7 separate regions of the Homo sapiens genome follow, and regions 1, 2, 3, 5, 6 and 7 are each linked to region 4. The links are chromatin loops, found by intact Hi-C in ENCODE. Cell type or tissue: GM12878. All regions are shown on one strand. Each heading gives the region's core, and the rest is flanking DNA. Links, peaks and the distances in the headings are about the cores only. Region 1 overlaps ETV6 (ETS variant transcription factor 6). Region 2 overlaps ETV6 (ETS variant transcription factor 6). Region 3 overlaps ETV6 (ETS variant transcription factor 6). Region 4 overlaps ETV6 (ETS variant transcription factor 6). Region 5 overlaps ETV6 (ETS variant transcription factor 6). Region 6 has its middle 62 kb from the start of BCL2L14. Region 7 has its middle 38 kb from the start of BCL2L14.

Region 1 (4,470 bases), core at 312-4,311, 100 kb before region 4:
GACAACTCTTCCTCTACAATCCTTAAAAAACATGCCTCACCATTTAAGAGACCAGCAGCAGGCCTTCAGCAAAGCCCACGGTCTAGGCAGCCTTTGTAGGCCTCTGGGATTGTGGTGAGAAAACCTTATCCCTCTCTTATTTCCTGATAACTTTACATTTTAGAGGTGTCTGGAAAGAAAGGTGGCAGAAAAGCAGCATAACCTGCTTGACAAGTCCTGTACAAACAGAAGTCCAATGAGGCTGCTGCTCTGGGGTTGCCAAGCTCAAGGAAGCCAATTGTAGTGTGCACAAAGGTGCAAGTCACCAAGGCCTCAGAGAGCTCCAAGGAAGCCTGTGCAAAGGCAGGATTTAGAGTTCTAAGGACGGGTTGTCCAGCGCAGCCCAGCAGAGAACCTAGGTCCATAACTGTGGACTCTCCTGTGAGGGAGCCATGTTGCGGGGTGGACATCTGACAGTTGTCCCTGCTCTGTGAACCTGCGACTTCATCCTACAGGTGCAGAGAATGGTTTTGGCAACTCTCTCCACCGCAGAATGTGGGCGGACTTCTGAGCTGGGTTTGATTTTCCTCTTTTGCTTTGGAGTGTACAACAATCAACCCTTTAGAGCAGAAGTAGAGGAATGGAAGACTTTCCCATGGCCCAAGACCCCTCAGTGGGTTGCTGTTTGCTCTTCCCTAGAATATTATAATGTTCAATTTATGCCTCCAGGAGACCAGAGACACACGTTTCCCAAATGTGGGTACAGGTGGCTTTAAGCTGTTTCTGTGAGTAGAGGCCCAGTGACATGTTCCCCAGTGTAACCCCCTCCTTGGTTTCACATCCCCTCTACCCGATTCTAGGCCAAGCCCCTCCAGTGTAGTTGGTGACCCAGAACAGGTGAAAGTGAGGCTGCCTTTTGTAGCACTGCTCTTTGTGAATGGGAAGTGCTGCTGGGGAGAAATGATTTTAAGTGTGAGCTTTGCTGTTAGGGGCAGCCCTCTTTCTCCACTGCAATAAGAAGAGTCATGACTAAGTCTAGAAAGGCAGGTTTTGATCTTTAGGATACTGTGATGTATGAAATAAAGGTATGTCCTTCTTATTCGGTGTTGCATTGTCAGCACCTAACACAGTGTTTAATTAAAGCAAAAATTTTTGTATTGAAAATATAACTAGGTGGAGGAGTAAGTCAGTGCTACTTAAGTGTGAGTATTTGTCTTCCCTGATCAGATGGTTTTCTACGTACTCAAAATTTCATGTAGTAAGAATGCAGGATGCTTATGGAGAAAAGTGAGTGTTGTTTGTTTCTCCTTAATATTTATATATAAAAGCAAGAGCTTATTAAACTTTTAGACGTCTTTGGAGGTTTGAAATTTCCCACTGTTATTCTTAAGAAGAGAAGAGAAAGAATAATTTTTTTTCTTCTGTCTTATTGGCCTTTAAGGAAAAGCGAATTTCAGAAAAACATGGGACGGAACAGGAAGTGTTTACAGGTTTAGTCATACTTGTTAGGTATGAAAAAGCCCCACTGCCTTCTCATATTGTTTCTTTTATGAACTTAACACTTCCTACTTTGAGAATACCTTCCTCCCCAAGGGCTCAAAGCCCTTCATAGTCATTAATTTGCATCTTGCTAATTTTCTTAAAAAATTAAAATGTTAACTACCATTTAGCTGGTATTCTACCAGCTAAAACTTCCAGCTAAATGCATTTTGTCTGTCTGTATGTATTAGCTCAGTTGAAAATGTGATCCTACTGAAGGCAGTAGGGTAACCGGCTTGTCCCAGTTTCCCTGGGATTTCAGTTTTAGTACTGAAAACCCCACATCCCCGGAACCCCTTCAGTCCCAGACAAACCAGCATGGTTGGGTCACCCAAGAAGGCGACCAGTTCAGGTAGCTCTGCATAAAGAGAAGATGTTCCACCCTGCAGTCCTTACCTTAAATCTAGGCAGCTACCTTAAGAATTGACCTAGACAGCAGTGTGTGCATGGCTCAGTGCAAATCTTTAGCATCACCTGGTAGAAGACAACACTGAGCACACAGTCGCAGAACTAGTGCAGTTCGAGGTACGTGGAAATGTCTCTGCAAAGTAATATTTCTGGTTTCTTGTTTTTTTGTCTACCCTTTTCCCCTTTACTGCACTATATGGTGAAAAACGAAAACAAGAACTGCTAACTACCTGATTTCCGAAACAAGAAGTGTGATCTCAAATATTTCTGTTGATCTCAGGTTTTTCATCTGAAAAATGAGGATGCTGGTCTCAATTTCTAAGGCCCCTTCCTGCCCAAACTTACCAGGAGGAAAGAAGCTGGAAGTAGAAAGCAGGAGAGGTTCAAAAAGAAAATGGGATGCATCTCCTTTAGTAAGCTCTACTCTGGAGAAGGACGTTGTCCTTCAAGTACAAACCTTTTCACCGACTTGGGGAGTTTCCCCCCATTGTATCCCACCCCATCTTTTTCTGCCATCGTGCACTGTGTCGTTTGAATGTGCTGCTTTGTCAGGGCTGGGGGCTTCCTTGGTGCTCCAGCTTGGCCACATCCGACACACAGACCACCCCGTCCTCCTTCTGCCTCTAGAGGACCAAGAACAACCCTTGTTCTGAAAGCACCCTGTCCCTGAGCCTGAACACATGACCCTGGATGTCAGAAGATGCTCTTCTCCATTTCAATTGCCCAATTCCAGCTCTGTAATCATTATGTTAAATGATACAAGTTTCAAAAAATATATATTTCTAATAGACTTTCTATTATCTTCCTTAAATCCACAGTGTCACTTTCATTCTTACTCCTCATTTTGGGGTGAAAGTGTAGAAAGATTGTGGCTTTAGAATCTGACGTACTTTGCTTCAAATTCTAGCACCACTGTGTGACATTGGGAAGCCCGTTCTTTAACCCCACTCAGACTCTGTTTCTCCATTGATGAAATAGAAACATACAGTATCTTATGTGTCTGGCACATGGAAGGTACTCAGCATATTAATATTAACCACTTTGGGCTGGGCGCAGTGGCTCACGCCTGTAATTGCAGCACTTTGGGAGGCCAAAGCAGGCGGATCATGAGGTCAGGAGATTGAGACTATCCTGGTTAACACAGTGAAACCCTGTCTCTACTAAAAATACAAAAATTTAGCCAGGCATGGTGGCAGGTGCCTGTAGTCCCAGCTGCTCGGGAGGCTGAGGCAGGAGAATGGCGTGAATCCGGGAGGCAGAGCTTGCAGTGAGCCGAGATCGCACCACTGCAGTGCAGCCTGGGAGACAGAGCGAGACTCCATCTCAAAAAAAAAAAAAAAAAAAAAAAAATTAACCACTTCATTCTTCTTAGCCCTTCAAGCCCCCGCACCGTGTTTTCTGACATATCATCTTGTTTTCATCCTTTCTCTTCGGTTTAATTCCAGAGGGTACAGAGAAGGTGTAAGTTACAGGTAAAGGAGAGTAAGTGCACTGTGAGTGGGTGCTGATGAAATATCACAACAGGTTCTCATTCTGACAACTCACACTAGGCCATGCTTCCCCGGAATATTTATGGAACTAAGTGGAAAAAAGGATCTTTAGCAAGGATCCAGCACCCTCAATGCAGGGAATGAAATGTGTTTATTATTAGAGCAATCCAGTTTCCATACAGCTACCAATATACACACACCCACATACCCTGTTCAGCCATACTGAAGAGTTTACTTGTAAATCCAGGCGAAGCTGATGCTGAGAGGTGGCCCGCTGTACTGATTTTGTAAAACCAGCAGGAAAACCTCTGCTCGGCCGACCACTTGATGTTTTAGTTGCAGCCACTAACATGTTAATCAAAAGAAGCAAATACATGTTTTTCCCTTGAGAAAACATGGATAGTGGTGTAACGGAAATTACCTTGAATTATTCCTCCTCAAGTATCTATCCAATCTAGATAGATGGATTATCTGATTGCACCAGGAGATGCAGACCTGGCAGTGGCTACTTCTATTGCAGCATCTTTAAAGGAATCAGATCTTTGGATTTCCATTTTCCCATTTTTATTCTTATTTTCTCCCTGCTAAAAAACAGTTTGCAGAGGCACTTGAAAGTGATATAAACTCCATAGTAGATAATAGTTGTACATGAACATCGTATCTTTTATCATATAGTCCCCTATGTAATTAGGTGATAGCTTGAGCCTAGCACAGGTGGCGCTGCTGAGCCATCTCGGAAATGACCACATCTGAACTGGGCGCAGTGGTTCATGCCTGTAATCCCCACACTTCGGGAGGCCAAGATGGGTGGATTGCTTGAGCTCAGGAGTTCGAGACCAGCCTGGGCAACATGACGAAACCTCGTCTCTACAAAAAATATAAAAATTAGCTGTGTGTGGTGGTGCTCACCTGTGGTCCCAGCTACCTGGGGGGCTGAGATGAGCAAAAAAAAAAAAGAAAAAAAAAAAAAGAAGAAGAAGAAATTACCATATCTGTATGTCTATACATAGGTATGTGGATTTATCACAGTGCTGGTACAAGTACTTTTGTCATT
Region 2 (4,470 bases), core at 291-4,290, 85 kb before region 4:
ATGCCATTCTCCTACTGAGCACAGACTGTATACACCTATTTTACAGGGAAGTCACGGGCTCCTAAGCATTCAGTTTAAAAATGAGCAGAATTAGATGGGTACCCTTCATTGGCCCTTCATGGCTAGGGGAGAAATGGGAGAGGGAACGCAGCTCATTTTGGCTTCAGTCCTTACGCTTTCAAGAGACAACCCTACTCCATACTTCATTATTTTTTTTAAAGCTTTCTATAATGGTTGGTGAAATTTACATTTCAACTCTTGCCTACAACAGTTTTCTGCCTTATTTTCTCTTCCCAGCGCTTTGTGCCGCCTCCTTGACAACCTGCTCATAGGTATTACAATTGGCCTCAGAAATTGCAGTGCTTCCCTTTTGTTCAGCTGGTTGGCTTGATAGGTTGTATCTGCAAATTTGAGAGCAGCGTGTTTTATTTTTTACAGCATCTAAACAATAATGTAACCACATCACGGCATTCTGAGTCACATCATTGACCTCCACCAGCAGTTTATCCCCCTACAACACTTGAATACATTAATATCACTGTCTGTAGCATTTTAATTTAATTAGAGCAGCGGTTATAATCCTCTTGGGAAAATCGTTATCCCCCCCATACACACACACACACACACACACACACACACACACACACACACACACACACACACACACACACCCCTACTCCCCATAATGTTAAAAGAAAGAAAGCAGCTCTGGTTTTCATCTGTCTGACAATTTGCTTTAGAGGTGGGACTCTCACCACCACCCCCTCCTTTGTTGGGGTCGCACCAGAGAAGCAGTTGTGAGAGTAAAGAGGTTCCCTTTATTTGGGAAATTAGACGTTAGTGTCCTTAAACTTCTCTGTCTAGATGTCTCCATCTGAGATAGTGGTATTTGGTTAATTTTTCCAATTGCTGATAGTCTGCTGATGTGCCAGGGTAGATGTTAAGTGCGAGGTTATTGCAATAGAGTGAAAAATGAGCACTGTGAGAGTCAACCTAGAGATTCACAAAAAGAGAGACAAAAGGAGTCTCTGTAGTGTGGGATTCCCAAGAGTGTGTTTTGTTCTCCTTGGAACAGAGCCCACTCACTGTACAGCATCCTTTTGGGGTCCCCAAGTGCTCTGCAGCCACCAAGCCCAGAGTTACCTTAGGTGTGCCATGGCTACTAGAAGAGTGCTCGGGGCCCTAGAAGCACATTGTGCATTTGTCCGTCTTGGTCAAGGTAACCTCTCTTGTTGCTGACAAGTCTCTTCATTGAGCCTTTGAAAAAGAGCTTATGGTGTGGAAAACTGTCCTCCAGCTGAGTAGAAACCATCATCAGGAATGTGAGGAGATCAGTGGGCCACAGTCTCTTCATCTCTGGCCTTCCTTTTATAAGTTTTCATCATGAAATAGCAGTTGTCTCCATCTAAAATTGTTTGGACGGGGTTTGCGGGGGATGGCGTCAGATCCCAGAGCAGGTGCAGAAGTGTGGTGTTTCACCGTAAGGTCAGGGAACCATGTAGAAGTGAAAGCACACCAAGGGGTTACTTTTAAAGAGAGCACAGTTGAAAGGAAGGTCCAAAGCAATGATAATTTAGTAAATTACAGTATATACACTTTCAGGGTAATAGCTAGCCAGACTCTTTTGTCAGCTGGCTGGGGATGGAGTTCCTAAGAAATGAAGTCCAGTCAGCATGGAGGGCCGGGTTTCTCCCAGCTTGCCTTGGTGGAGTTGGGGCAGGCGGGGATGAGGCGGCCTCACTCTCATGGACTAGCCAGAGTGTCTTGTGAGTTTCTCTTTGCTTCAAGGGAAAGAAGAGTCATTGAATTTCGAAATGCTGTCTTGTTTTTTTCTTGCACTCATGAAGCACCATTTGAAGACCCTTTGGCTGCCCGATGTTTTCTTCACCAAGTTTCACTTCTGCAAAAACCCTAACAAAACAGAAAGCTATTTCCGAGAATAAAGTTAACGGTAGATATCTAGACATATAGTGGGATTTGGGGGGTGTCAGACAAGAGTTGAAGAGTATGGAGAATTTGTTAAATTCTAAAAACAGACTGTTTGAAATGCTCAGAAGCCCACCTCACCTTTAAAAACCTCTGAACAGATTTTATGTTTCCTATATGTGTGGGCTTTTTTTTTTTTTTTTTTTTTTTTTGCTTTTTTCATCCCAAACCAAACACCAAAAAGTATAACCCATCCTTCAAGTTAAAGTTTCTCAAAATACATGTGATGCCTGCTAAAGTTCAAGAAAAGTGCAGTTGAAAGTTTTGCCTCTGGGTGACTTTTTACAGGACATCTTAATTGACCCAGAAATGAAACCTGGGATATATGTGCCTGCCCTTCATTAAGAAATTCACCAAGAAACCTCAGGATGTATGTTTAAACAGAAATATTCCAACTGCCCTACTTGCTTCTGGTGGGTGCCTTAGGGAAGGTATAGCAATTCCATTCGGAAATTATAACAATATGTATATATTCATTTAAAATCAAAACTTCCTACCACAACTGCCAGACTTTCTAGGCTATGAGCAGAGGAGAAGCTTTAATTTGGTTATAGGCCGAGGACTCCGCCGCTTCCCTTTGCACATTTGATGAGATGTAAAATGTTAAAGAACTATCTTTCCAAAACGTAAACACTGCCTTCCCTTTACTTAAATGTACGATTTTCTTTTGCTCTTGAGTTTTATTTTCATAGTGGCATCTTACTGGTCTTTCCTTTCCACCATATTTTTGGATGTTGTGTGTTCCATTTTACATTGCCCAGTTAAACCACAGACACTCCTGAAGTCATGTTTACATGTGGACTGCAAGTCAACCTAGTTGGCATGTTGATCTAAGCTACAAATTGCACTGCTGTTTTGCCGAACCCAACAGTCGGTTTCTTGCCATTATTTGCGGTATTTTAACTTAAAACTCACGGTAATCCTTCTCACCCCATCTAGTTTGTTTTAATTGATCTAACAAACACTGCTTGTTTGAATTCAAATGGAGGATCCATGGAAGCTCTCCCACCCCACCCTTTGATACTTGATAAGGGGTCAAACAGTACTTCTTTTAAATTCAGATAATTCTTTGAATGAACTATGAAATACTTCAGAGGGAAAGGAAATATCGATTCTGAGATGGAGAGTAAAAGAACAAGGAGATATTCATTATTGTTGCAGATAATTCCTAGCAATGAAGGAAAAAATTAGACGTTGGATATTTTTGGTTGTGGTGGTTGTATAGTGAGATAGGTGGACAATAGAAAAATCTTCCTTGTGGATTGAAGTTCTAAATCTAGAACTTATCTTTGAAGCTGTCACTTTACTTGATCAGCTCACTATGGAAGTGAATCTAGAATCATACTTTGATTAGAAGCTGGGGATATTGCTACAGAAGAGAAAACATGGCTTTAATATAGTGATGGCATTAATTATGTGACTTGGGCAAGTCATTTTTTAAAAAGTTGTCTTTAAGCCATTCTCGCGGACGTATTTTTTTTGTTCCCTTTTGTCCCTCCTTTTTACTTGTACAAACCACAGGGTGTACACCTATTGACATGAGTCCAAAGTAAAGGCTGTTTTCAACGATGGCAGAGTTTTGTTATATAGCCCCAAGGCTAGGCATCTGAAAGACAACTGTATACAGTGTCTCTACGGAGAGAGTAAGCCGGATTGCTTGGGAAGCTGGTACTGCCCATGCCCCGCCTCCCTTTTGCTCCCCACCCCGAGATGGTCTCATACCTCCATTCCAAGCTTTCATTGTCTCTCTCCCCCTCCCCTCTTCCTGCCCTTATTTTTAACAGCAGGAACGAATTTCATATACACCTCCAGAGAGCCCAGTGCCGAGTTACGCTTCCTCGACGCCACTTCATGTTCCAGTGCCTCGAGCGCTCAGGATGGAGGAAGACTCGATCCGCCTGCCTGCGCACCTGCGTGAGTGTTCGTGACCCGAGAGGGACAGAGGATTGATGGCGTGGGGCGGGGGTGGCAGGCAGTGGGCTCCAGGCCAGAGAGGGGCAAGCTCTGAGGTGGTTTTCACAGGACTTCGCCACGCTGCTTTGGAATCTTTCACACCCCCCTACCCCCAGATACCTTTGAAAAATTTGAGGTTCCTGTTCCTTGTTTCTCAGTGTATTCATTTCTTCCCTGACTATGACATGTTAAAAAAAAAAGAAACCTGGAAACATGCAGTATATGGCAGAGCCAACTAAATCTCCTAGTAGACAAGATGATTTCTGTGTGTGTGCAAAGTTTATCTGTATTCTCAAATTCACGCTTACTCAACTTTAATATTTTCTTTGGTCCTAAATTTTGCTCAGTTTGTGAGTCAGACTCACTTCTGCTTTGTTTTTAAGCTGTGCGCTCGTCCTTTCTTTCCAGGGCCCTCCCTCCCCTCCCTGTCTGTGCTGGCTACTTTTCTTCCCTTCGTTTTCTAGGCCTGCATAGGTCCTCTCTCTTGCCTCCTCTTTCCTTCACCTCCACTCTCTCTTGCTTCTCTTGTGC
Region 3 (4,470 bases), core at 155-4,154, 55 kb before region 4:
CGAATAAGTCCTCTTTTAAAACTCAGCCTTTCATCATTTTAGAAATGATTTGCTCTTTTACAGCTTGTACTTTTTATGGTTCTTAGAGGATCACTGCAGCAAATATATTTGGCAGAAATTGAGCACACAAGCCCTTCCCCAGAACTCAGTACTGAATTTGTTCAGTTCCCATCTTAAAAACTTGAAACTCCTTTGACTTTTCCTGTGATGTGCTTATTTCTGATCTGAAACTGTAGTTCAAAGCTAGACTTGGTAATCATTCACGTCAAGAAAGGAATGGATTGCTCAAAAAAGAAGTCAGACTCTAAAAATAGCCTCCATACCGAGGCCCACTTTTCTACCTAGGGAATCAAGACAGAAATATTTCCAGGATTGAAATGACATAGTTCAAGTGACGCAACCATTTGGCTGCCTGCTATTTTTCTCTTTTCTGCCAGAAGGAAAATATATAATGTAGAAAAATTCCCCTAGAGTTGTTAAAATAATCACTGAAATAACCTTTGGTGCTTAGTATGGTACCCTGGAAAACTTGGATCTCTAGAATGGTTCATTTCAGAGCTTTTCCAGATAGCCAAGTTTTTATTAGAAAATTGGTTGGTATAGACGGTGCTCACTGTGACTGTTCAGTGCATGATGAGAATCCTTCTTTACAGAGATAAAAAGTGTGAAGAGAATTGCTGAGAAGTAACCATTCATTCCCTTCTGCATTTGCCTAGTGTGCTGTGTAATTAAATGAGCTGATAAAATTTACAAGAAATAAAGCTTTATGCAATTACAAATAGATGACATGACTTTTTAAAAGGTTTTGCCCATATTTTTCACACACGCTCTACCTTTAGCCTTCTCTGCTTTCACACAGATGCTGAAAAACAAAAGAGTTAATTAGAAACCATTCCTTTTCTCTCTTTCTGGTACAGAGAAGGCTTCCACTAAGTATGTGCTGAATAAATGACCCAGTCTGAAAGTTTTAATTTATTACACAGTATATTCATAGAACTGTAACTGTTACAACCTCTAGTTTGATAGATGTAGCTGTTTTTGTTTTTTTAAGTTGAGATTATATTAATATCTGTCACTTGGGTTGCCAGCCTTTTAGAAGAAAATTTGGGGTTTATATTAGAATAGGTTTTAGGTTCAGTAGCCTGTATCCTTTTTTACTGCCCTGGGACAACAGCAAATATTCACCTAAATTCATTCTGTGGTGTAACACTTTAGAAGTATACCAGTTCTTCCTTGCAAATAACAACAAAAAGCTCTGAACAACTTAATCACAGAGAAAAAAAAAGCTTTTATTGGAGGTATATTGGGCAGCTCATTGGCTGATAAGGTAGCAGAAGCAAAAGGATACTTGGCAGCCCGGAGCTTAGCTGAGATGGAGCCATAAGGACAGTTTTATTAGGATGCCACCACAGCTCGGCTGCCAGTGGACACATGAATTCGTGAGACTAGCACCTCTGCCATAAATAACATCTCACCATCCCTGGGGAATTGGTCACTCCCTTAAGACTCAAACACTGTGGCAAGTGCATCTAATTGGCTGAGTCCAGGTTATGTTCCAGGGAACAGGGGAGAAAGCTCTGCCAATCTTGGGATTCCCCCACATGCGGTATGTGGATGCTGAGCAGACAAAAATATAGAAGTCTAGTAGATGATTGTAAGTTACTGTATAGCAGTGTGTTTCATCTTGTTCTTACGTCCTGTGGAAGCTTTCTTCATGGCGAAGTTAAGCAGTTCCACATCTGCATTCCCCCAGATCAGCACACCAAAGGTGAACAGCTTGGGTTTCCCCCTACTTTCAGTTACAGGTACAAGATGTTAGCAAACTATGCAAATCTCAATGAGTTTTGTTTCCTAATTCTGTTTGCATGCTAGGAAACTTGCCTCATGATACAACAGTAAACCCCTGCTTTAAGAAAAACATGAGGCTGGTTTAATATGTACAATGTCCAACTCTTAGGAAGTGTTTATTTTTCAATTGCCTTTAATAATTTCTCATAAAGATCGATGAGTCTAAGAATTGTGAAGGACCTCAGAGATGATATATTTCAACTTGTCATCCACGTCACGACTGTCTCTTTAGCATCCCAGAGATAGCAGGACAGTCCTCCCCTGCTTGTGTGTATTCAGTGGGAAGTACTTCCCTGCCCCCTTTTCGTCCCGTTCTTGGATGGTGCTAGATGTGAAAAATAGAGTTGAAACTCACCTCACTGTCACTTTGCTCTTGGTTCTAGTTTTGCCATGTGAAACCAGATAGGGTGTATTCTTTCTACATTAAGTCTAGAGACAGAACTTTGGAATCAGATATGGATTTGATGCTCAGCTTTGCCATTTACCCAAAATGAAACAGTTACTTTAACAGTATTTTTCGTCTAATATGTGCAAACTAATTGCTGAATGGATAGGCAGTTATTTTATTAATGCAACAAAAGGTTATGTTAGCATTTTAATATTTGTGTTGTATTCACATTGATCGTTTTTACTTGGACTATAGCCAAAGTCAGAACTCTTCTTTTGTGGATTTTTTAAACTTAAAATATATGCCTTTACATTTAACCCTATTACGTTTTATTTAAGTTGGCTGAGGTAATGCCTATCATCCCTTCTATAAACTCCTCTTTCCTACTTTATGGCTTCTATATTAGATGAGTACTTTCTCTGTACCTTTATGTTAATTATTTGGAAGGGAAAAAGATTGAATGGGACGGGACCTGTGAAAGATCCCTGTGGCATACCGCTAGAGACTGCCTTCCAGGTAGGCATAGTTTTAAAACTATAAAGTTAACTTTATAGTTAACAAGTATATTGTGATTATGTTTTCTGGCAAATAAATCTCTTTGCTGCCATATGCCATAAATGACACATTATCATTTTTGCAAATATGCACAATGGTACTACATATCAATTGACTGTCAGCCTAACCCATAAGAAAAAGTCAGGATAGACTGTCAAGTTATTTGCTGAAATCAGATGCACTGCTTGGCTCTCTGTAAAATCTTTACCAAGTACCCTCTTTCACTTTACTCGTCTACTCATGGCAAATCTAAAACCTTCTACTTCAGCTTAGGCAAGACATCTTCTTGGGTCAGTGGTAGATGTGAACAATCTTCGTGGGTCAGTGGTAGTTTAACAGTTTGTTAAACTGTTGTTAATCAATGTATCTACTCTCGGTGATTTTAAGAGAGAAAAGAAGACTTTTTGTTTTTGTCTGAGAGGAGTTTTTAACCTGGAAAGACAGCTGAAACGTTATCTGAAATGTGAAATGTTAAACATTTTATTATTAAGAGACAGTGTGTTTTTTATTTTACTCACACAGTATGTGTGCATTTGTGTTTTCTGCGACTGCACATTTGTAATAATAGGCTCATATTTTGTTTTTCATTTTAAAATTGGCTTTGTAGGATGTTCACTAATGTGGAAAGACAGAGGGATTGGGGAATCACTGGGAAATGCTTGGAGTCAGTCTGTTATGTAGATGTGCAAGGTATTGACTACAGAGTGAGACACTCTTGCTTGGTTATGTCCTATTTCTCTCTGAATTTTTTAATTCTCAAAAAGTAATTTAGAACTATAACACCTTGGTTTGTATGAGTGTAAAATGATTTATAAGATAACCTCAGGTGTGTTGACAGAAGAAATGCAATTAAATTGTTTCCATGTTTAAGAAAAATATGGGAGGTATATGTATTATAAGTATACATCTATTGACTGGCTAAAGAAGAAAAGATGACTAGGGTATGCCATGCTAAGGAGTTTAGATTTTGTGCTGGAAGTTTAAATAGGGGAGAGAAGGGATGTGTGTTCAGAAGGCTTTTGTAGGTAGCAGCTGTAGCAATGATCTAGGTGAGAAAAAAATAAGTACAAGCCAAAGCAGTGTCAGAGAGATGGAGTGAAAGAGAAACATTCAAGTGATTAAGCAGATTGATTGGGCAAGGTGAGTGGCAGATCAGATGAGGAGCAAGGGATGGGAAGCAGAAAAGACAAGTCTCCGTGGAGCCCATTATCTAGAGTGGCAAGACGAGAAGGAAGAGCCTATAAGAGGGCTCCCCAGAGAGACAGGAGGGAAATCACAGAGATCAAGGAAGGAGAATTTCAGGAAGGAAAGAATGATCCTGCCCAATCAGATGCTGCATAGAATTCAGGTAAGATGAGGACTGAAGGTGTCTTTGGCTTTTCCAAGTAGGGAAGTCATCAGTGACCCAGTAAGCACAATTTCTGTGGCGGGGAGAGGCAGGTGGAAACCTGATTGCTGTGGGTTGAAATGTGGAAGAAAGTGATTATAGATGACTCTCTTACTGGATTGGAATCGAGAGAAAAGATAGGATCTGGAAGGCAACAGCGGGTGAAGGGAGGTTTTTGCTTTTGTTTTGTTTATTTAATGGACGGTATTTAGCCATGTAGAATTGTTGGTAAGAATCAGAGAGTTGAAAATAAAGGAGAAATATGGGGTGATTTATGGAACAGAGTCCTTGT
Region 4 (4,470 bases), core at 311-4,310:
GTAATTGCTAGCTGTTACTATCAATAGAAGTATATTGTCCAGAGAAAGAAAAATGCTAGTCCTGTTCCTACTGCTGCGTTTAGGAATTGAAGCCACATAGATCTCTGGAGGAGGCAGGCAGGTTGGTAAGGGTCTACAAACTGCAGTGGAGGAGTTATCTTTGGACCAATTAAGGACGTTTCATCTGGAGGCAAAATGACTAAGCAAGGACGTGATAACTGTCCTCACTGTGTTGAGGGTTACAAAATTGGTGTGGGTCATTGAATCAAGTTATGAGACAACATGGGATGTTGGGAAAAGTCAGGGGATCAGGGGCAGGTTGATCCTGAGTCAGTCTCTTAACTTCCAGGCTTCAGCTTCCATCTTTCACATTTTATGATTCTGTCTCCAGCACGTAGAACCTAGAGCAAATTCCTGTTTATACAGAAAGTTTGGATAAGGAGTGGTTTTGCTGAATGGCTACTGTAGCAGAAAAGCTTGAACTGAGTGTTGCTCAAATCAATAAAATCACCTGATGACTAAGCCCTGTTTTCTATTAAACTGAAAAGAGAATGCAACAGACTTCACTGGGCTTTTGTGAGAATTACATGAGGTAATATGTATGAAAGCACCTTATCAACTCTGAAGTACTACCCCGATGCAAGCAGTTATGTTGATTATTGCCATAGCTAGATTATAACTTTTCCAAGAATTAGAATATAATGAAACACACTTAAGCATTAATCTGTCTTCTGTGATTCAGAAGATCCTTCAGGAAGTTACAAAATCTCAGGGTCATGGCCATGGGCATGGAGTAATTCTGTAGAAAAAGATCCTGGCTGTAAGGTATTCTTTGGTTTTTTGGATTCAAATTAAATAGGAGCATATTGACTACATGAAACCCTGAAGGGAATAGAGATCACATACTCTAAGCCCGTCATTGTACAGATGAAGTCACTGAGCCACAGAGAAGCTGAGTGGCCTGCCCAGAATCAAATGTTAATTCATGGCAGATCTGGGAATAAAATCCAGGCTCCTGTCTCCCAACATGTTTGTCATCATTAGTTTAAGAACATCTCAGAAAGTCTGAAACAGGGTCAAAATGTACTGATGAATGTGGCTGCCCATTAAAGCATGGAATTGAAGAAATATTAGAAGTAAGTTTAAGGGCCTGGGTGTGTCACTGAAGGATATGACACAATATACTGGACCTACTCGGGAGAGGGGAGAAGTACAGTAGAATTTTTAGTAACTTTCTTAATCACAGCAGTTCACTTTCTCTGTACAAAATTCTTTTCAAATATTCTCTGAAACTAATTGGCATTAAAAATGCTGATCTTAGTAAATGGCCCTCAAGAGGCACGCTATGCGCACAGGGAATAGTATAATATAGGTGCAGAGTAATGGTCTCTCTCCTTCTCTCCTTTTTTTCCTTTTCCTAATGATCATTAACATCTATATTCTTTGACTTTGTTGAATTAAAGTTGCAAGAGATGGCCGTAAATAAAGCAAGTTATGTATGTGCCTCCCTCATTCTGCCCATGCAGCTTCTGTTCCATTTGCAGCTGTGAGCCGTGTAAGACTCTCAAGACCAAGCACCCATGAGTGCCTGGGAGCAAGTAGCCTGTGAAGGGAGGACTTTATTCCTGGATGCATTAAAAGCAGAGTCCCACCTACACCTCCCTCCTCTTCCCATTTATAAATCTACTTCTCCAGGGATCTACAGATTTTTTGGCTATATTTTTAGTCTGTTGATAATTTGAGAAAGTCTCCAAGGATCTAAGTCTTGGATGGGTAGGAGTCAATTCACTCAGTCTTTTTTGAATCCCTAATGGATGTTCAAAACCAGTCTCAATTCTGGATCTGGATGGGACATGCATGTCGAAGTACAGTGTGATGGATAAGAGCACAGATTCTGGAACCAGATTGCCTGGGTTCAGATCTCCGCTTCTGTCATTACTAGGGTTATGTGACCTTGGGCAAGTCCCTTAAATGCGTTGGGCCTCAGTTTCCTAATCTGAATCCCTATCATAGGGTTGTGTGAGCATGCAGTTGAATGAGCTAATATCTATTCATATAAAGTGCTTAGAGCAGTACTAGGTGCATAGTAGTGCTTAGTAAATGACTATTAAGTAAATTAAATCAGCCTGATTAGAATTGCCTCCAGGTGCAAGGCTCTATCCCATTTAGACACGCTAACACACAAGGTCTTAAGGGCTTTAGGTTTAAGGAAAAGGGGCTTTTTCCCCCCTCAATTCTACACCACAACCTTTTTATTCTATTGAATTACAAAGGAAATAACAGTGGGACTTGACTTTGAACACCAAAGTTTATCCAGCCTCTTTCCAGCTCGGTGAACGTGTCCACCTACTTCACTCTTTATGCTAAAGGAAGAGCAGCGACGCTGATAAATGTATTGAGTGGCCTCGAGCAGGTGGCTTGCTCTGTCAAGATCACTTTTGTATGACTGCTGGGATCACCACAGTCTCCCCTGTAACTTGCTGGGTTCCTCTTGTACATAAGCCGAGGGCATTTGCATCGGTTCCTGGTGAGGGGGTTTCCACACGGTGGCCCTGGTTGCTTCAGGGGCTGGGCTGTGGGAGACATTAATGGGAAGTGAAAAGAGAAACTGTTGTGCTTAACCGGCAGAGCTGTTTGGAGTGTGACTCTTCTTGTATTTAGGGAAAAGATTACTCATGAGTATTTTCTTCCATAGAATATAAAGAACCTCAAATTACTACTTGCATCCCCCACCCCCTTCTCACCCACCTCCCTCCGTTGCAGCGTGTCCTCTGCAGAAACTTCAGCATTTTACTCTCAATTCCCCTCCCAAGCAGGATTCAGTTCTGTATTTGCTTTGGGGCCCATGTTTCCAATAAGCCACCCTGTACTTTTTCCTGTTTCTGCCTGAGCATCTTCTGCTCACTGGACCTCTCACCTCCAGGCACCTTCCTAGGCCTGAGGAACCAGACCTTCACATGTGTCCCCTAATGGGAACTCCCTGTGTGAAGGAGAGGAAGGTCCATAATAACAAATCGCAGCGCCATTCTTGTTCAAAGGTGACACCATTGACAGTAAGGAGTTAGGTTTAAGGTTTTTACCAGTTCAAAAACTGAGATTTTGCTGAGTAACCCTCACTGCCACTCCCACCTCCCTGTGATTCTAGATACGTGTTTTCAAGGTCATTGGAGAGAGCTGGTACTTCCCATATCCATGGACTGTTTTTAATAGGCATCACTTTCTGGCCAGTCAGGAGTCAAAAACAAAAACTTTTAGTGGCTGTATTTTATTCTAAAGATCATAAAGCAGTAATGCACCATAAATTATTATTTGAAATTCTAATTTGTTTCCATGTGAAAAAAAAATTATCCTAAAAACACCAAGAAAAAAGCTCTTAAATGCTCATCTCTAATGATTTCCAGTGCCCAGTAGTTCTTTTTTTGGTGCACTACAAAAAAGGAATTTTGGTTTTGAGGGGACTTCCACAGGTTTAGAGGAAGCCAACTACCATTCCTCAAAACTACACTTTGCAAAGGAGCCACTTGGAAGACAATCATGCCCAGAGGCCCTGGACATTTTCCAGGGCATTTGAGCCGTTTGTTCCCCACTTCAGCAGGTAGGAAGAGCAGCCCCATATAGCAAACCAGATTGTTCTTTGGCATGCCTGGTTTAGGATGAAAGGTAATTTTTTCCAGGATCAAACTGAGGGACACTTTTATAACACACTTGTGAAGTCTTCGTAGCAAGTTTAAGTAACTTATAGTGAGAGACGGAAGCTCCTCTTAGCAACACTGATGCCATTGCTCTGTTTGAGCTATTGATTCACACCATGTGATTTTAGAGAATGAAGATCCATTGAACATCCAGCTTCTTCTGACCCAGCAGTTCTTAAATTTGGTCTCATGTCTCCTTTTGATTCTTAAAAATTAATGGAGACCCCAAAGAGCTTTTGCTTATATGGGTTATAGTTATCTGTAGTTACCATATTATTACATAAATTAAACCTGGGTATTTACAAAATATTTATGAATTTAGCAAGTAAAATAGCCAACTCTATATTAATGCAAACATATTTTAAAATATATTTTCCCAAACCAAAAATAATTTGTGAGAAGAGTAGCATTGTTACACATTTTTGAAAGTCTCTTAAAATCTGGCTTAATGGAAGATGGCTGGACGCTCATCTCTGTTTCTGCATTCAATCTGTTGCAAGATCACATCATATGCCTTCTAGAACATTCCACCTAAGAAAGAATGAGAGCGAAAAAGGCAAATAATTAATATTGTTATGACAAGATGTTTTACTTCATAGGCACCCTACAAAGGTCTCGGGAACCCTGATGGGTCCCAAGATCACATTTTGAGAACCACTGTTCTAACTTATCAAAGATTTCTCACAACAGCAAAATAAAATAAAACTATAGACTTACAGTCAGGCTCCCAGAGAGCCAACCTGAGCCAACCTCTCAGCCCCTGCTCTGTACCCCCCTC
Region 5 (4,470 bases), core at 135-4,134, 74 kb before region 4:
GGATACCTAGAAGGGAAAGTTGACTGCACAGGGCTACGCAGTGAATACCCTATTTTACCAGGTCAGCTGAGGCTAAATTCTCTACTTCTGGGGTGGGGGTACTAACTGAAATGGTTCACTGAGGAGGGTGAAGGTTTGTAAGGGAAGATGTAACAATACTTTTTTAAAAGCACCTAGGACAAGTTTTAGGGTGTTGAATAGCACCATTTAAAAATTATAGGGGTATCCAGCAATTTATGGAGCTCTGATTGAGAAGTATCATTGTTAGGATTTTATTACCCATTTGTTTTCCAGAAGTAGCTCATCTTTGCAAATGAGCTTTAGTTTTTTGGTCATTGTACCCTACCTGCCAGCTCACAGGAGCCTGTGTTTCTCCTTAGGAGCCACTCTGAGGTCAACCGTGTTTAAGATCATAAAGCCACTCTAGAGAATCTCTGTGGCATTGTTGTGTGGAAGAAGAAATAATGATCACTACTATTATTATATATATGTGTGTGTGTGTGTGTGTGTGTGTGTGTGTATATAAAAGTATATGTGTGTGTGTGTATATATGTATATATGTGTGTATATGTATATGCTTCATATATATTATCCTGAATAATAACAAACTCTGCACAGTAGATATTATACCTGAGGCTCAGGTAAACCACTTGCCCGAGGTCACCCAGAGAAAGTGGAGGAGCCCCAATTTGAATCCGTATCTAATTCCAAAACCCAGACTTTTATTTTCCACTTCACCCTATTACTCTTTAAAAGTCTGAGGAGCAAATGAAAGTTGTTTCATTCTATCTATTGGTTAGAAGGAGAATATCCAAGCTAACAGGCTGATTTTTTTTTCCAATTTTTAAGCATAATATAAATTACTGACAAGAGGGCCCAGATGGATAAAATCAGAGCTATAAACCAAATTATCTTTTGAACTTGAAGGAAGATAAATTTCCATATCCAATCCTGTATGCACACTGTTATCTGCCAGATAGTCTCAGGTATGTGTGTAAATTCTGGAGTGTTAGAAACAAAACTAAATGAAGTAAAAAGAGGTTCCTTGTCTATTATTTTCCATCTTTTTTAAAGAGATGATCTACCTCACAGATGGTTATTAAACAGTAAGAAAGATGCTGTGATTGAATGAAGATTGTGTTACTGAGTTTACACCTTAAAACACTGAACTTCCTGATAATTTGTGTTAAGCCAACACGCTTCAGAAAAATTGCCTGACGTTTGGTGCCTTAGTTTACCCACATGGCATGTGTGCCAGAACACGCTACAACAGGGTAAGAGGGCAGAGAACATGCTCTTGTAGGGGTCAGTTCCTTGAGCTCTGGTTCTACGTGGCTGATTACTTGGGTCATCCCAGCAGTTCATTCCATCTCTCAGGACTGTGGTTTCCACATCTGCAAAGTGAAATGGCCTGAGTATATGATTCCTAAGTTCTCCCCAACTCAATCGTCGCATTGTTCTCTTATTCCAGAAGAGAAACACAAGGGGTATCAGCAGTGGAACATTATCTGTAAATGCCAGATTTCATGATCATTCACTTGATTTTTAGGACTCAACATCAAATTTTAGTGCAGATGGTGGTACTTTCATGACACAGGAAATTGTCCTTCGTTTTACCTGTGATTGTTTTGGGAGGAAGCCCTCCTGCAAGGAAATAGGGAAATCCAACACCCAGCTCTGTTGAGCATTTCCCTATGGTTCCTGTGATTGAAATCGGGTTAATGCTTTTGTGGGATGAGAACTGGTGCCAGCTCCTAGGCCTTGCAGGGCTTCTAAAGACTGTCCCTGCCACTCTTGCCTTATGCTGGTTCCCAGGACCTTACAGCCAGATCACAGGCCTGCTCCCCTGTTCTCATAGCCCCCTTTCTGGCCTGAGAATTGTCTGTGGCTTGGCCCTTTGCCCCATGCAACATGCACAGGTGTGGCTTCTGCTAACTATCTACTTGACCCCAACTGTGTGATTAGCGGCAATCCCCTCTGCAACTCAAGGCGTGTTTGCCTTTCCTGTAACCTGTAAAAAATTTCAGTCTGCGTTTTTCTCCCTCTGGAGATGGTATCCACTGGGTTTTAGGCTTTACAGAGCCAGCTGATCTGCGTGGATGGGCCACACTATCCTCCCTTAGCCGGCTCCGTAGCACATGCACAATTAATACTGCATTAATTAATTATGGGAGAAAAAAAGCACAGTTGGCAAGGGAATGAAGGCTTTCAGCTTCTAAAGTGAAGGCTTTGATGCTGAGCTTGAAAGTACATTTCCATCCGCCTCAGCCAGCAGAGAGAATCTGTGACACTTATACCATCCCCTGGGCATGAAAACTCACACCCAAGGAAAGTATTTCTAAATAGAGGCCCTCAACTAGTTGCTGGAATCATCTACTCATTGCCATGGGCTGTGAAAAGGGGGTGTAAGATTAGGGAGAAAAGACTCGCCCAAAGCAGCAGTGATTCGTGACCAAAGCTGATGAGGGGTTTTATTTTTTCTCCTTAAGTAGCTCTTAAGTCACCAACATCAGGAACTCTTTGTAGAGAAACAAATATGAGTAAGTGATTTGGTGCCAGCCCTCTTGAGGACATAAAATGACTCTTTCTCCTTCCTCCTCCTCCTCGCATGCCTTGCTTCAGGAAGGAACCCTAAGGTGGTGCAGGTTCCCAAACCTGTTATTCGGATGGGTTGGAAGGTTCATCTCTGTTAGGCATGGTTTCCCACTAGATATGAACAAAGTCGGGGAGAAAATGCTTTCCTTTTTCATTCTGATTCCTTCACGCCATTGTTCTTGAACTCCTCAGCTCCCACACTGACTCCTTTCACTTCTCCTATGAGGTGGTAGTGAAGCCACCTCACAAAGTCCCCTCTCTGAACAGACGCAGTTCTCGTTCCCCTATTTACAACTCTGTCAAGCATTTTTCGTGGGGGCTCTTGCTGACCTTAAAATTTGGCCGTGATTCAAATATTCATCCAGGTATCTGGGGTTTTATTAAAGGTCTTTTAGGAACACAAAAGTAGGAATTCCCTGAGAGAGGTTTTCTTCACTTGAGACTCATGGGTTATAAATGAAACTACTGGAATGCCCTGACCAAGTGCTGAGAGGAGCTTCAGAGACCCACAAAAACCTAAAAAGATGTGAAATTTGTCTCTGATCAAATAGATTTTGGACCTTATGAAAGAAAATAAGCTTTTCTTTTGATTCTTAGAGAAAAATTTTTGCTTCAGATGAATCCAAGTGTGTGTGCACGCACGTGCTTTCGTTGGGATCGTCTTATAGCTGTTATTCCAGATACCTGCTTCACAAAGCTTCTGTGATTATTCCTACTACTGTGACGATTCCTGCCACCCCAGTGATCGGGGAAAAGAACTTGAAATACAACTGGGTATTGTAGCATTGGCACTGTGCAGACGCTGTGTAGCTCTCTCATGTCTGGTACTTCTTTGTTTGCTAAAGGAGTATTGAGATTCAGAAAGTGGCTGCCTTCTAAACCTTTATTGTTCAGATAGCATTACTTTGGACCCAGGACAGAGGGCTTATAGTTGACTGTGAACGGGGTGAATGTTATACTTAAGCAGGGAATGTGGTCACCCAGTTGCAATGATTTAGAGTGCTTTGAACATAAATATCTCCCACGATGAATGACCAGGGTGCCTGAAATTCCATTGTTGAGACATTCCTTTTGGATCAGGCATTATTTCCACATAGCTCCACTTTTAAAAGTAAATCATTATGGCAGGAGATAGTTATGGAGAGAGATAATTAATACCTCAAGTCCCTAATATCTTAATGAAAATTAGCTTATCAGATCTCCTGAATTTTTTGAAGTGGAAGGACCGTGGCCAGCACGGAGTGGGTAGAGTTGGAAATAAGCACTATAATTTGCTTAGGGCTGGCCTTCTCTGTGGATAAGACAGATGGAAAACTAGATGGAAAATCCAGGCCTCCTGATTTAGACAAAACATTGTGAGCCTGGAGCTCTGAGGCCAGGATGAGCAGTCTGCTACTTACTGTGCGTGGCCATTGCTCTCAAGACATTGCCATCATCAGTCTTGGCCAAAGAAGGTCAGGTCTCCTCTAGTACACTGGCGATTTGAGAATGTGCAAGTCATCTGCATTTCTTTGACAGGAGTAGTGAATTTGGGAGTATAAATCTGAATCCTTAAGCCTTTCAACCATTCTCACTAAATGTCTTTACTTCAGGGATGATCACGTTTGATCGTAATGCCAAGATCTTGCAGATGTATAAAGGGCATGGTAATCCAAGTCTTGAGTTGAAGTAAGTGGTCAGGAAAATCTTGACCCTTGGGGAAGGAGCTACCAGAGCTGGGTGGCCTATGTGTGTGTGACAGGGAGGAGGTGTGCAGAATTTGGGGGAAAGATCCTTTGTAGTTCTCCATGTGGAATAATAACTTCCATTTATTGAGTGCTTATGGTAGGCGCTTTTCACATGTATTGTATCATTTAACCCTCTAGGCAGTCCTGT
Region 6 (4,470 bases), core at 284-4,283, 170 kb after region 4:
TTTAGAGGCAGTAAGTCCCTGAGGCAGGGATGACATAGGAGTCTATAGAGACCTGAACTTGTCAACAGGAAAATAAAAGATATTTTTAGGTGTCTGTGTCATTAAAGGACTTCTATGGGTGGGCGTGGGCCGTAAGGTTTGACTAAGAGCAGTAAAATGGGGAGTAGGTAACAGGTCACAGAAAATGGAAATCGGTCATTACTGTTTGTTTGAGATTCCATCAGTGTCTGGGGCTGGTTGGTCTCATTGGGGAAAGGAGCATCTTGAGTGGGAAGGATGCCCAGGAAATCCAAATAGACTAGCAAAGTAGCCAAGAATACAGAAATGCCCTCATCACCTCACCAAAGCCCGTGTCCCCTCATGTTGCTCTGGGAGGGCTGGGCCACCCACAGGAGACTTGCACAGGTTCCGGGGACCCCAAGCTGCTGGCAGAGCCCCCCACCAAGTCCTGTCCAGCTTCTGGGGCTCTGTGAGCAGCATGAGCCAATCCTCCTCACACACATGCAGAGCCTCAGAGAAGGAGCATCATCCTCCATCCTGCTGCCCAGGACAAAAACCTGGAAATTCTCCTTGACTTTTCTCCCACTTTACTCCCCAAGTCTAATAGGCTCTAGGTCCTTATATCTCCCAAATCCACTCACCTCTTGCTATCCCCATAACCACTAACATAGTTCTGGAACCCACCACTGAAGCGTGTTCTAACTTCCTCCCGTCTGTCTTCCTTCCTGTCACTGAAAAACTGATGGCAGTCCTTCCTCTGCTTATACCTCTTCATCAGCTCCCTTCCACCATTAGAATAAGGCCCGAACTTCCTAACGTTGCTTCGATATCCGCATGAGCTGGCCTCTGGTCTCCTCTCCGGCTCTCACCAGGCTTCCCTGCCAGCTTTGTCCCGCCATACCAAACTACTTCCAGTCCCATACAAGTGCCTGTCTCCCTTTCACTCCTGGACTCAGAAAATTCATCTTGCTTTCTCTGGAAATCATCTTAACCTCACGCCCCTTACCCTTGGCCCCATCAGGCCAGATTCCCTGGGTTAATTCCTGTTCTTGAGACTTCGGCTGTGATGTTTCCTACTTCACAGCTCTTTCGGGGCTGGGTGAGCGGCCCTAACTTTGTGCTGCCGTAGCCACTTGCATTTGCCAAAACCAGAGCATATCATCCTCTGCATCATAGTGGGTTTTTTTTTTCCCACTTATCTGTCTCTCCATCTAGATCTGTGGTTCTCTACTCCCTGTAAAATAAATTAGAGTCATTGTTTTTTAAAAAAAATGCTAATGCCTATTAAACAAAAATCTCTTGAGGTGGATCTGGGCATCAGAGTTTTTTAAGTTTCCCCCAAATAATTCTAGTGGGCAGCCAGCGGTGGGCGCCACTGAGCCAGACGGTCTTTGTTGCCAGTGCACAGGGAACAATCCTCAGTGTCTGTTACACAAATGAGTCTCTGATCATTCCACTTTGGTCTGCAGGGCAAAAACTCTACAGAGAGGGCATGGAGAGGAAGAGATGGGTCTTGAAGAAGAAACTTGCACTAGGGAGGACCCACACCTCCCCCCTGACTCCAGCTCCCTCTGGTACAAAACCCCAAAGCTGAGCTGTGGGCCCAGCCCCACCCACATGCAACTCTGCGCTGTTGGAAAGGCTTGGAAGTCAAACAGCAATCTACTCCTCTTCATGGAGGCAAGGATAAATTTTCTTTTCAAAACACTTTAAATTTTATCACCTCTTCAGAACAAGTACATGAATGAATAAACTGAGGCTCCAAGAGACTGTGAGTGGCCCTCGCCTCAAATCTCTAGAGCAAGGCAGAGCAGAAATCAATACGTGACTCCCCAGGAGCAATTGGCCTCGTCCTGGGTGGCCTCTGCGCCCACCCTAACTCTCCTGCCTCCTAGAGCAGGCAGGGCTCGCCCCGAACCACCCTGCCTCCTAGTGCTGACAGAGGCACATCTGCAGGGTGAAGAATCTGCAGGCAGGATGCAGAGAGTGGGAGGAGGAGGACAATTTCGCACCTGAGTGATCCTTTTCATAAAAATGGGATCACGTTACTTCCTACTAAGAGAAGGGAAATGTTATCCGAGAATGTGGGGCTCTCATTCTCGGATATGAGAATGTCTCTGCCAACAATGCCTGGCCTGATCTTACCTACCCCACTTCACCAGGGGCACTCACAGCTAGAATCTGCTGAGAACCCTCAGGCTCTCAATGGGTGTGACTCATCTCTTCCTCTATTCCCTCTCTGTAGAGGTTTTGCCCTGCAGACCAAAGTAGAGCGATCAGAGACTCATTTGTGTAACAAACATTAAGGGTTGTTCCCTGGGCACTGGCAACAAAGGCCAACCCGGCTGGCTCTCTGAGCTCAAGAAATCACAGCATGGCTCAGCGGTGCTCATTGCTGGCTGCCCACTAGAACTATTTGAAGAAACATAAAACTCTGATGCCCAGACCCACCTCAAGGGTTTTGTTTTGTTTTGTTTGTTTTTTGAGACAGAGTCTTGCTCTGTCACCCAGGCTGGAGTGCAGTGGTGTCATCTCAGCTCACTACAACCTCTGCCTCCCAGGTTCAAGGACTCCTCCCACCTCAGCCTCCCAAATAGCTAGGATTACAGGCACACACCACCATGCCTGGCTAATTTTTTGTATTTTTAGTAGAGACAGGATTTCACCATGTTGGCCAGGCTAGTCTTGAACTCCTGACCTCAAGTGATCTGCCCGCCTTGGCCTTTCAGAGTGCTGGGATTACAGGTGTGAGCTACCGCACCCAGCCAAGAGATTGTTTAATCAGCAAAAGGCTGGGCAGGGCAGTGGGGCCTAGGGCGGCACTTGCTATCAGATGTCTGGAGGGCAGGGTTGGCTTTGGCCATAGATGGACCTCGGTTCAAATCCTGGCTGGCCATACCACTTACCAGCTCTAGACCTAGAGCAGGTTAACATCATGAATCTAAACTACTTACCACTTAACAAAGTGAGTGACTATCTATAACTGTTGCCGTTGTTACAAGAAATCCACTTAGTAACTGCACTGAAAGCCCCTCATCCCCAAAAGGCAAGAAATGGGGAACAACCGGGTGACTAAGGAAAACTGCAAGTGAAAGCAGCTGTAATTTCTCTCGCTGTGGTTTGCGGTGCTCAACACTCTTGCTTGGCTGGTTGTCTTGGAGGGTTAATGAGGTCTCTGCTGAGTGTCCTCAGCTTAGCAATGGGCAGTGGGGCTCTGTTCACAGTCTCATCCCGGCCACGTGGCCTCCCGGGTTCAGACACCCTAGGCTGATGCTGTGGTTCCATGTGCCTGAACACGAGCATCCGAACTCATTTCCGGCCTGCCTGTCCCCCCATGCAACGGCTCCTGAAAAAGGGGAACCAAATGCTGCCCATTTCACCCCCATCAATAGCTGACAACGCCTGGGTTCCTGCTCTCCTGACATTCCCACTCATTGTCGTCAGTGGAGCGAGCAGGCAGAGGGGAAGTGAGCTGCCTATCAGCCCCTGCAATCAGAAAAAGAGCCGGGTGCCTTTAAGACGAAGGTGGTGGGCAGCCATCCATCTTCCCTAAACACACACTCGCCTTGTTCTTCCATTTCTGGCTGAGTGATAAAAACGTTAAATGTCATTTCCTGTATCAGTGGTTAACCACTAGATGCTGGATCAGAGATTTACCAGAAGTGCTGAAGTTATGGAAAAAAAATAAATAAACCTGCTGTTTTCAATAACCCTTTCTTGCACCCTGTGGGAACTATGTAACCTCTGGGGAGGGGGCTGCGAGGGGGTCGCTGGATTTGACTTGGGCAACACACTTAGGACTAGATTTACCAAATGCTTTCTTATGCTTCATATAGGAAGTGAAGAGAGACAAAATGTAACCATCCTATACCTGTCCCCAAGTGCGCGTGTGTGTGTGTGTGTGTGTGTGTGTGTGTGTGTGTGTGTGTGTGTAGAAACGCTGGGAAAAGCAGGAGGAAAAATCATCCACGTGCCTTCTTTGCCCACCTCTCTCAGGATATCTTGCAGTCATTTTGGTTTTATTGACCCAGGGTTTTTGCAGAGGACAGTTGCCCTGACTATTCGATTCCCTCAGCTTCCTGCAACAATCAATGTCCTCCAGTGACAAGAAGGCTTCCTGGGGGAAAACATGCTCCCAGGAAACTCCTGAGAGGTGGAGAGCCCAGCTCAATCCTTTGTTGTGTCCTCTTCTTCTTTCAGTTGCTCCATTAAATTAATCAAGAGCTCAGAAAAGGGAAGGCCTGGCTTAGCCCCCAAGGAGAGGTGACTGGACCGACTGCAGCCTGCCCACAGCTGTACTCCAAGCCCAGCCATGCGCTTCTGACCTGAGGTCAACTCCCCACATACAGCTGCCCTGGGCTCCTCCCTGCGGCCTCCCAGGCACTCCCCTCAGTCTGGACATATAAGACTTAGGAGCTGCACTTTGTTCTAGCAATTCCATTTCCTTCCCAGTGCCAGTTGGGATGTGCT
Region 7 (4,470 bases), core at 163-4,162, 200 kb after region 4:
AGCAAGTAACTGTACTGAATATCATAGCCACTTGTAACACAATGGTATTTGGGTATCTAAACAAACCTCACGTGAAAAAGGTACAGTATAAAAGATTAAAAATGGGCTGGGCGTGGTGGCTCATGCCTGTAATCCCAGCACTTTGGGAGGCCAAGGTGGGCGGATCACGAGGTCAGGAGATCGAGACCATCCTGGCTAACACAGTGAAACCCCGTCTCTACTGAAAATACAAAAAATTAGCCGGGCATGGTGGCAGGCGCCTGTAGTCCCAGCTACTCAAGAGGCTAAGGCAGGAGAATGGCATGAACCCGGGAGGCGGAGCTTGCAGTGAGCCAAGACTGGGCCACTGTACTCCAGCCTGGGCGACAGAGCGAGACTCCATCTCAAAAAAAAAAAAAAAAAAAAGATTAAAAATGGTACACCTGTATAGGGCACTTACCAAAATGGCTGTTGCAGAACTCGAAGTTACTCTCGGTGAGTCAGTGAGTGAGTGGTGAGTGAATGTGAAGGACTGGGATATTATTGTCCACTACTGTAGACTTTATAAACACAGTACACTTAGGCTACACTGTTTATTTTTAAAATAAAGTAATTGAGCTACAACATGACAATGGCTACAGCGTCACTAGGTGATAGGAATTTTTCAGCCCCATTATAATCTTATGGGACCACCTTCATACATACAGTCGGTTTTTGACTGAAACATCATTACATTCAGCACGTGAATGTAATTGCGATGAAGTGAAAGATAAAGGTTATAGTTCTAGTGTATCCACAGTGCTTTAGGAGATGAACTGTTAGGGAAAGCCAGAAAAATCTCCACCACGGAAAAAATATTTGGCCTGCGTCTTGAAGGATAAATAGGAAGTCAGTACTCAGACAGGTGCCAGTGTTTTTCAGCCTGAGGCAGGGAGGTATGAGAGACAGCTGGAAGGGTTTGAGAATGGGTGGTGAGAACTTACACTTACTGGGGACTGGATATAAGAATGCAGTAAGACGTGGACCTAGCACCGTGATTTTTCGACCTGGGCTACACATCAGAAACACCTAGCGAGCTTTTAAATCTTCCAGGGCCCAAACCACATTGTGAACCAATTAAATCAGGACGTCTGGGGCTAGAAGCCAGTCATCAGTATCTTTTTTTAAGCTCCCAAAGTGATTCCAATGTGCTGCCAAGTCTCAGAACCACTAGTCTAGAAAGGAGGGATAAGGATTTTCAGCAGCCCCCACAGAACCGGCCCTCCTGGTGACCCTGCAATCCTGGCACACACACCCCACCCCGCCTGGGAGAAAGACCGGCCACACCACAGTCATCGGCTGTTTCCTGCTGCTCCTTTCCTCCCACCAGCATTTTACTCTGAAATAGTGGTTCTCAAAGTGTGGTCTCCAGACTGTAGCATCAGCCTCAGGGGGAAATTCTTAAAAATGCAAATTTCCCAGCCGCACCCTGGACGCATTCACCCAAAAACTCTGGGAGTGGAGCCCAGCAACTGAGCCATGCTAAGGTTGGTGAGCCGCTGCTCTGGAACATTGATCCCTCCCAAACTGCAGCAAAGCAAGCACCTGGGTGTAGCTCTGGCTGTGTAGGTGCTACTACAATCTGCTGGAGTCACTGCTTGTCGGCAGAGATGCCGTGGGAGCTGGCCTGGGTGCCTCCACGTTGGCCGTCACCACCAGGCAGTGGCCTTTGGCCTGGAATCGAAGGTACCAGAGGGCTGATAGCTCAGTTTTTTTATGGCACCAAGAAAAGACTTTCAGATTGGAGGTATGGGATTTTCTTTATTTTTTAATCCTCTTTTAATATAAAGTGGCCCCTTAGCAAACTTTCAAGATATTTCACATCAGAACTGGCCGGGAAATCCGGCATGTGGACAGACACGGATATGCCGTGTGCATTTTTCCGTTGGAGGAAGAGGGTAGGCTTGGGTGCTGGAGGGTGTTGCCTGGGGGCGGAGCGAGAAGGAAGAAAGGGCGCTGCTGGTTCACACCTCACCCATGCCCTCCTCTCAGGCCCCAATCAGGATGGAATTAAAAGACCCTGGGAGGAAAATAAGGAAAGCAACAAAGGAAATGAGTTCCCCATACAGAAAGGGAAATTGCCTTTCCCGTTAAGGTCAGACTGGTCCGAAGTAAAGGACTGGTGCGCCTTAGCAACCGCCTCTGCTGAAGCCCTAACGCTGGAGCTCTTTCGCCCTCGCAGAATAACCGGGACTTTCTTGCAGCCGGAACCAGCCACGTCCTGATTCCACACTCCCTTGAGGAGCCAGCCAGCTCCACATTTACTCAAAGAATCCGAAGGGCACCAAGTGGATGCTCTGCCACACGATTGAAGAGGGCAAGCTGTCTGGGGGGTTTTCCACCTCTTTTCAACTCAACTATTCTGAGCTGAAGTACTGGACCCGTTTTGTTTTTCCTGTTTTTTCCTGCTTCGGTAAATCTGGAAAAATCCTGCAGGTCTGAAAAACTGTTGGACTTGACAGCGTGTGTGTAGCGCCACCTGGTGACCACAGCTTATCAAAACAGCTTCCTTCTGGGGCTCTTGTGGATGTACATCAAAGGCTCCAGCTTCCAGACAGGTACACATCCTGTTCTCACGCCCGGCCCACTTTCCCGTGGGAATGTCAGCCACTCTGATTTGCCTTGGCTGAAAACCTCCTGTCTTTGCATGGAAAAAAACACAAATAATATGAACAAGCAACAGAGTTTTCTTTCTCTCTTAAGTAACCAAGCATTTAAAATCTTCTAAAGCACACATTTCCCTAATTGAGAAAGGAAGCAGAAGAAAAATTTCTGGCTGAAATTATAAATCATAATAAATGGTCGGAAATACCTTCTCCCTTAGATTCCTGGGGTCCTAGTGTAGAGGAGACTTCAGTTGCCCTTGACACTACAACATCCTGACTAAAAGCCTGTTTCCAAGGTGATATTTGATAGACATGAAGGACCCAGGTGGAAAAGAAGGTAGTCTGGACGGCACGGCAAGGAGTGGAACACGCAGGCTATGAGGTGTCAGCAGAAATCAGTTCTGGTCCTGGCACTGCTACCAACTTGCTGTGTGACCTTGGGAAGTTACTTAAGCTTTGTGGATCTCAATGCCCCAGACTCGTTAACTTCTTTACTATTTTTTCCCATAAATTCAGTGTTTCTGAAAGATGTTGCCCACCAGAATGCATCTCTAAAATAGGAGCTTAATAAGCTTTCTGTCTTGAGGGATCAGACGTATAAATGTCAGGCAGGCCTTCTGATGATCATGATGCAACCAGAGTTACCACAGTGAGTCCATATCACAGACAAAGGCGAAGACACTTGATCCCTTCTTAACCTGGTCTCCCACCCATGAATGATTTTTGTTAGGATTTCAGCATGTTGAAACTAACCCACAGACCCTAGTTACAACTTTCTCAGGGCCTGAGAGCTGGGGAATCCCAGTTTGGGAACCAAAAAACTAGAAAATCTTGAGGGCAACTCTGGCTGTCATGAACTAAAACAGAGCAAAGATGGAAGCCTGTGGTATGTGCGTGCAGGTAGAATCTCGATTTGAGAAATGGCGTTACAAGGAATTAACACTTCAGAAATGCCAGCTCTGTGCCAGGATTTTTTTATTTTATTATGTATATTTGTCATGGACAACATGTTTTGGAATATGTATACATTGTGGAATGGTTAAATAAAGCTAATTACATATGCATGTGCTCACAAAGTTATCATTTTAGGGGTGACTTAAAATCTCTCAGTGATTTTCAAAAATATATGTTATTAATCATAGTTGCAATGTTGTACAATAGATCTCTTGAACATATATTCCTCTTGTCTAACTGAAATTTTATGTTCTTTGACCATCTCCCCAACTGCCCCCCAACAAGCCTGAAAGCCCTGGTAACCCCTATTCTACTCTCTACTTCTTTGAGTTCAACTTTTTAAGAGTCCACATATGAGATCATGCAGTATTTGTCTTTCTGTGCCTGACTTATTTCACTTAGCACAATGTCCTTTGGGTTCATCTATGTCACAAGCAACAGGATGTCCTCCTTTTTAAAAGACTGAATAGTATTCCATGGTGTGTTTTCTTTATCCAACCCCATTTTCTTTATCCATCCATCCGTTGATGAACACTTAAACACTTAGTTGGTTTCAAATCTTGGCTATTGTGAATAGTGCTGCAATGAACATGGCAGTACAGATACCTCTTCAACATACCAATTTTATTTCCTTTGGATATATATACCCAGGAGTGGGATTGCTAGATCATATGGTAGTACTATTTTTAATTTTTTAAGGAACCTCCATACTGTTTTCTGCAATGGCTGTGTTAATTTACATTCCCACCAGCAGTGCACAAGGCTTCCCTGCTCTCCACAACCTCGCTAGCATTTGTTATCTTTCATCTTTTTGATAACAGCATTCCAACAGGTATGAGGTGATATCTCATTGTGGTTTTAACATGTATTTCTCTGATAATTAGTGCAGAAG

Evidence for each region. A loop is a pair of places that touch in the nucleus more often than their neighbours do. Peaks named below come from ENCODE experiments on the same cell type or tissue, not always from the same donor. Only the 100,000 strongest peaks of a DNase experiment are listed, where the experiment ranks them.
Region 1: a loop joins it to region 4, with 5 times the contacts of the local background. A loop is called at or near these places in 5 of 110 quality-filtered maps.
Region 2: it touches region 4 in a loop (4-fold over the local background); 9 of 110 quality-filtered maps call a loop at or near these places.
Region 3: a loop joins it to region 4, with 6 times the contacts of the local background. A loop is called at or near these places in 7 of 110 quality-filtered maps.
Region 5: it touches region 4 in a loop (5-fold over the local background); 9 of 110 quality-filtered maps call a loop at or near these places.
Region 6: it touches region 4 in a loop (5-fold over the local background); 6 of 110 quality-filtered maps call a loop at or near these places.
Region 7: a loop joins it to region 4, with 5 times the contacts of the local background. A loop is called at or near these places in 8 of 110 quality-filtered maps.

What each region holds. Positions count from the first base shown.
Region 1 is chr12:11,730,157-11,734,626 of GRCh38, forward strand. All of the region lies in intron 1 of ETV6 (ETS variant transcription factor 6), which reads left to right. Among named protein-coding and RNA genes, the nearest start is that of ETV6, 83 kb to the left of the region's middle. RefSeq lists enhancers at 260-369, 610-709, 4,036-4,085. In GM12878, for the core only: a CTCF peak has its summit at 4,142; a DNase peak (open chromatin) is centred at 835; H3K4me3 peaks cover 1,997 bases; H3K27ac peaks cover 3,861 bases.
Region 2 is chr12:11,748,680-11,753,149 of GRCh38, forward strand. ETV6 (ETS variant transcription factor 6) reads left to right here. Exons shown (of 8, transcript NM_001987.5): 2 at 3,771-3,900. Among named protein-coding and RNA genes, the nearest start is that of ETV6, 100 kb to the left of the region's middle. RefSeq lists an enhancer at 1,602-1,651. In GM12878, for the core only: no CTCF peak of the experiment used is centred there; a DNase peak (open chromatin) is centred at 1,862; H3K4me3 peaks cover 1,815 bases; H3K27ac peaks cover 4,000 bases.
Region 3 is chr12:11,779,185-11,783,654 of GRCh38, forward strand. All of the region lies in intron 2 of ETV6 (ETS variant transcription factor 6), which reads left to right. Among named protein-coding and RNA genes, the nearest start is that of ETV6, 130 kb to the left of the region's middle. RefSeq lists an enhancer at 1,529-1,598. In GM12878, for the core only: no CTCF peak of the experiment used is centred there; DNase peaks (open chromatin) are centred at 217 and 1,757; H3K4me3 peaks cover 1,089 bases; H3K27ac peaks cover 4,000 bases.
Region 4 is chr12:11,833,959-11,838,428 of GRCh38, forward strand. All of the region lies in intron 2 of ETV6 (ETS variant transcription factor 6), which reads left to right. Among named protein-coding and RNA genes, the nearest start is that of ETV6, 190 kb to the left of the region's middle. RefSeq lists enhancers at 2,457-2,686, 4,458-4,470. In GM12878, for the core only: no CTCF peak of the experiment used is centred there; a DNase peak (open chromatin) is centred at 2,623; H3K27ac peaks cover 4,000 bases.
Region 5 is chr12:11,760,390-11,764,859 of GRCh38, forward strand. The region is part of intron 2 of ETV6 (ETS variant transcription factor 6); the gene reads left to right. Among named protein-coding and RNA genes, the nearest start is that of ETV6, 110 kb to the left of the region's middle. RefSeq lists enhancers at 1,718-1,887, 1,898-2,017, 2,518-2,567, 2,898-3,107. In GM12878, for the core only: no CTCF peak of the experiment used is centred there; DNase peaks (open chromatin) are centred at 1,892 and 2,752; H3K4me3 peaks cover 742 bases; H3K27ac peaks cover 4,000 bases.
Region 6 is chr12:12,007,191-12,011,660 of GRCh38, forward strand. No RefSeq gene overlaps it. Among named protein-coding and RNA genes, the nearest start is that of BCL2L14, 62 kb to the right of the region's middle. RefSeq lists enhancers at 1,282-2,162, 1,828-1,957, 2,163-3,043, 2,938-3,057, 3,044-3,924 and 2 more. In GM12878, for the core only: CTCF peaks have their summits at 1,366 and 1,936; DNase peaks (open chromatin) are centred at 1,464, 1,656, 2,221, 3,151 and 1 weaker place; H3K4me3 peaks cover 1,126 bases; H3K27ac peaks cover 4,000 bases.
Region 7 is chr12:12,031,028-12,035,497 of GRCh38, forward strand. No RefSeq gene overlaps it. Among named protein-coding and RNA genes, the nearest start is that of BCL2L14, 38 kb to the right of the region's middle. RefSeq lists enhancers at 1,277-1,326, 1,777-1,876 and a silencer at 2,328-2,622. In GM12878, for the core only: a CTCF peak has its summit at 2,497 (motif pointing left); DNase peaks (open chromatin) are centred at 1,437, 2,002 and 2,484; H3K4me3 peaks cover 2,651 bases; H3K27ac peaks cover 3,087 bases.